Linked DNA regions of Homo sapiens: region 1 is linked to region 2. A link is an interaction called in ENCODE POLR2A ChIA-PET data of the cell type or tissue named here. Cell type or tissue: GM12878. All regions are shown on one strand.

Evidence for each region. ChIA-PET counts read pairs that join two places held together with the same protein. Peaks named below come from ENCODE experiments on the same cell type or tissue, not always from the same donor. Only the 100,000 strongest peaks of a DNase experiment are listed, where the experiment ranks them.
Region 1: POLR2A ChIA-PET joins it to region 2 with 7 read pairs; 2 of 35 experiments call an interaction of 5 or more read pairs at or near these places.

The regions. Positions count from the first base shown.
Region 1 is chr12:130,565,571-130,568,070 of GRCh38, forward strand. The region is part of intron 2 of RIMBP2 (RIMS binding protein 2); the gene reads right to left. Among named protein-coding and RNA genes, the nearest start is that of RIMBP2, 150 kb to the right of the region's middle. In GM12878, no CTCF peak of the experiment used is centred here; no DNase peak of the experiment used is centred here.
Region 2 is chr12:130,626,428-130,628,927 of GRCh38, forward strand. RIMBP2 (RIMS binding protein 2) reads right to left here. Exons shown (of 23, transcript NM_001393629.1): 2 at 1,895-2,029. Among named protein-coding and RNA genes, the nearest start is that of RIMBP2, 89 kb to the right of the region's middle. In GM12878, no CTCF peak of the experiment used is centred here; a DNase peak (open chromatin) is centred at 1,064; H3K27ac peaks cover 483 bases.

The sequences.
Region 1 (2,500 bases), 61 kb before region 2:
AAGCCATTCCCCATTTTATCACTATTTCTAGGATAACCATGAGCTCCCTTAACTCCGAGATTCCTGCTAGTATCCCAACTACAAAGCCCACTCCTTGTCCCCTCTTTTTAAAATTATTTTGTAGCTCAGTAACATGTTTGGGGTCTTTCTTTGTAGATCTTTTTATTTATTACCATCACATTTGTTCACACAGCAGCACAAAGGGTGATATGAAAAACACTGTTAACGAAATAAATAGAAAGCAGTGATTTCAGGGCTGTTGCCACACAGCATCCCAATTTTGCTGGAGATGGAAGAGGGAAGAGCCAATTTATTGCCATATTCCATTGTCTTTAAAATAATATTGTTTCTACTCCCAAAAATGAATGGTGAGAATGTGAAAACCTGTATCAGAGATGATGCATTTTCTTCCTAGCAGGCTTGTCAAGTATCAGTTCCTAACGAGAACTATGCGATGGAACTTGTCATTGATAAAGAGGGTCAAATCTGTAATCTGCCTGCCCAAGGTCAAAGGCTGTAATCTGCCAGCCCATAGGCTGAATTCATTTTGCTCAGTCTGCATAGTGTTTAACTTTTTAAATTTGTTGCCAATTTATACACACATGCACACACACACACACACACACACACTCACTCAACAGTCCTAGCTTCTAAAACATAGCAGGTGTTTGGGCAATTCTGGGCCCCACTTCCTGTAAGGCAATAATAGAGAAAGTGGAGCTGCTATTGCCCCTCTAGACAAGAGGTGCAAGGTGGCTTGAAAAATATGTCCACAAATTACCTGATGCTCTATCTTTAAGGAGGCGGAGATTAACTTGATTATGGGCTAAACTTAGTGGCTCACTTCTAACAGAATAGAGAAGCTGTGATACGTCGCTTCTGAGGTTAGGTTATAAAAGACACAGTGGTCCCTCTCTCATGAGTTGTTCTAGAAGCAGCAAGCTACCATTTTATGAACAGCCTATGGAGAGGTCCATGAGCTGAGGGTCAAAGCCTCCAGCCAATGACCAGCAAGGAGCTGAACCTGCCAGCAACCGCACCAGACAAGTTGGAAGTGATCCATCACCAGCTTCAGCTGAGCCTCCGGACTCTGCAGCCCCAGCCGACAGCTTGACTGCACATCTCGTGAGAAGCTGAAGCCAGACCAGGCAGCCAGGCTGCTTCTAGGATCCTGACCCTCAGAAATGGTGAGATAACCAGAGTTTGTTCTTTTAAAATTGCTAAGTTTGGGGATAATTTGTTACACAGCACTTGATAACTGATACAACACAATAACTAAGCAATACCATGCTGCTCAATGTCTCCTAGGGCTGCATTAAGGGATTATCACTCCAGCCTTCATGTTTTTCAGCTCCCTTTAATGGGCAGAGGGCAGCTGTGCCTACAGCTTCGATGGTTAGGGTGGGCTTAAATGCACAGGAAAGAGGGGAGTAGGAAATGCTTTCAAAGGCAGAGTCAGAAGAAAGGCATAGCGAAGATGAAAGAGGTGAAGGAAGTTGGTATAAAAAGCTCTGACCAGACCAAACTCAGGGAAAGTCAAATACAAAATACAGCCAGGGAAAATTAAAATTCTTTATAAGCAAGGAAGCTTTTGAGATGTCCAGATGGGTGAAATCTTTATAAGTATTCACATAATCATCATCTATGGATTCAGAAGAAGCAACCGTGGATTAAAGACACAGAACATGTTTGCAGGCCCCAGGTTTCCGCATGGTCTGGCAGCTGGCGTATGCACCACAAGAAGGCAGAGTCCCTTGTCCCACCACAAACTGATTACTAGAAAGGCTGATGCTTATTAGTTTGCATATGTTCTGAAAAATGCGAGTTCATGACATCACCATGTTAGGATTGCGCTCATGTGCACTCTGATGTACTTTCCAGCCTGGAGCGTGTCTTGCCTCCTCTGGAACCCACCCTTCTATCCCCCACTCTGCCTGAAGGGACACTAGAGGGAGACAGAACGGGGGAGAGGGAGGAGGGAGGGTCCCTGAGGGTCTTTGTCCAGTTGCCCCCCACATAACTGGGCATCGGCACGTCCCTGGGAAGGGGCAGCAGGTTCCTACTTGCCATTTTCCCACATTTGCAGGCTCAGCATCACATATCCCCCTGGGCATAGCAGCCACAGCGGCCAACACCCCTTTCAGGGGTCTGGGTCCCCTCCACCCTGCCTCTAAGTCTTAATCATCCCACCTCTTCCCCCTGGTCCTCCAGCCTTGCAGGGGGAGCCACTCGGCATCGCCTTTCTAGGTCTCTATTACCTAGCCTGCAGTTCTTCATAGGGAATTCTCTCTGTGGAAATAATTAGCATGGGCTCTGTCTCCTGACTCTGCCTCACCTGATACACCTGTGCCTTTCAGTGCACCTTGGCCTGTCTTACCTATGCCTTGGAGCCATCCCACGAACATCACCTGCCATGCACCAATTAAAAAAAAAGGCCCGTGGTCCCAGGACCATTATATATGATGTTTCCTCCAAAAGATAGCCTGCTGATTGGAAATCT
Region 2 (2,500 bases):
CCATGACTACCACTGGCATCACCACCATCTTCTCCATCACGACTACCGCCAGCATCACCATCAGCTCCTCCATCACCATGACTACCACTGGCATCACCACCATCTTCTCCATTACCATGACTACCGCCGGCATCACCACCATCTTCTCCATCACGACTACCGCCGGCATCACCACCATCTCCTCCATCACCACGACTACCACTGGCATCACCACAATCTCCTCCATCACCATGACTACCAGTCATCACCATCTCTTCCATCACAACTACTGCTTCATCACACCTCCTCCATCACCACAACTACCGCCGGCATCATCACCATCTCCTCTGTTGCCACGACTACCTACCACCAAAATCATCACCATCTCCTCCATCAACACGACTACCACCAGCATCACCACCATCTCCTCCATCACCATGACTATCAGTCATCACCATCATCTTCTCCATCACCACGACTACTGCCGGCATCACCACCATCTTCTCCATCACGACTACCGCCAGCATCACCATTACCACCATTATCACCACGACTACCGCCAGCATCACCATCATCTTCTCCATCACCATGACTACCACCAAAATCATCACCATCTCCTCCATCACAACTACCACCAGCATCCCCATCTCCTCGATCAAGTCTACTGCCAGCATCACCACCGTCTCCTCCATCACTACAACTACCGCCAGCATCATCAACATCTCCTCCATCACCAGGACTACGGCTAGCATCATCACCATCTCCTCCACCACCACCACGCTTACTGGAATCTGAGACTCAGACTCATTTGCCAAGCCCAAGCAGGGGCACCAAAGGTCCAGCTGATTCATCTTCTGCTGCGCGATCAAATGCAGGTGGAACAGTCAGTGCCACCAGTGCCTAGCCAGCCATTTCCGGGTTGAAAACCTTTAGTAACAGAAAGCAGCTGTTATTCTTACTACCCAAGATTGTCTCATGATCACACAGGGTGAAATGAACTATTGCCCTGAGTTCAGATCACACCTCTGCACAGGAAACCTCAAACCAAACATTTCACAAGGAATGAAGAAACCAGCCTAGAGTTCTCTCCTGAACCCTGAACCTGACCATCGAACTGTGGATTTTCCCGTGTATTTAGGTGTCAGTCGGGTAACTCAAACTCAAAACTGGGCTTCGGCGCAAACCTGAATGTGAATCTCCCCACACTTCTACTGCTCTCTCAGTCTTTCTCATCCTAGGAAATGGTCCTCCCCTTCCACCATGCAGCCCACGCCAAAAATATGAAGGCCATTCTTGTCACCCCCTTGCACTCCCTCTCAGCCCAGTCTATCACAATGGCTAGCAGGTCCTGCTGCCCCAATATATCCGGGACCTCTCCAATGACCCTCACGTCCACTACCATCCTGGTGCAGGCCACCCTTGCCAGTCATGTGGACTACATGGTCGCCGCCTAATCCTCTTTGCTCCCACGCTTACCTCCACCTCCATTCAGAACTGGAAGTGATCTTATTAAAATAAAAATTGGATCATGTCACTCTCCACCTAAAATCAATCACTACTCTCTGGACATTGTTCTTGAGATTTAGAATCAATACCCTAGCACAGCCAGCCCTGAGGTCCTGAATGAACTGCCCTGTCCATCTGTCCCCATCTGTGCTCCAGACACCCAGATTTTCAGGCATCAAGTTCTTTCTTGCCTCAGGGCCTTTGCACGGCTGTTCCCCATGATGTTCCTCTCTCTGTGAGGGTAAGGAACACATCTGCTCTGTTTACTACTTAGTCCTCTTAATTAGGGGACATACAGTTGGCACTCGATAAATATGCCTCAAATAAATCAACAAACCATGAAAGAACAGACACAGCCCCTAACTGATACAGAGGAATACTGCTTCTGAGAAAAGAAAGGACGACTTACCACAAAGTTTCTCTGCTGAGTTCCTGGTCTCAGGAGAGGAAGTGGGAAATTTCCCCAGCGGTCTCCCAAAGCTTGGGTCTGATCGAATGTGGCCTCAGCACCTGCAGGCTTCAGGTGTGGCGGGTCATTTCCAAGCTGCGGGAAGAAGTAGACACAATCTTCTGTCACCAAAGAATGACTTGCAATTTTGCTTGTCTGCCTCCTTCACCTTCCTTGATGCTTAAGAGCCAGGGAGAAGCAGGAATTCTGCTACCATTTTCCAGTTCAGAACACTGAGGGCTGAGTGAGGGACAGATTTGAAACTGAACTCATGGTCCTCCCAGCCTGAGATTTTTCTTTCCCTTCAACCAAATTTCCTGGTATGGAACAGTGCAACAATACAACACAGCCATTGACATGAAGCTTTTGTGACTCCTTGAGTAGACCATCAAGTTCCTGAATTTGCCAAAAGAAATGCACTTAGGGCTAATTATCCAGGATAGACAGATGATAGCAAGGGACAGAATTGAGGGCACAAGTCAATAACTGGGCATGCACTGCACATATCCTTAATTATCAAGATGTGACTGATGCCCAGCCGATGACAGAAAGAGTTATTATAGGTCA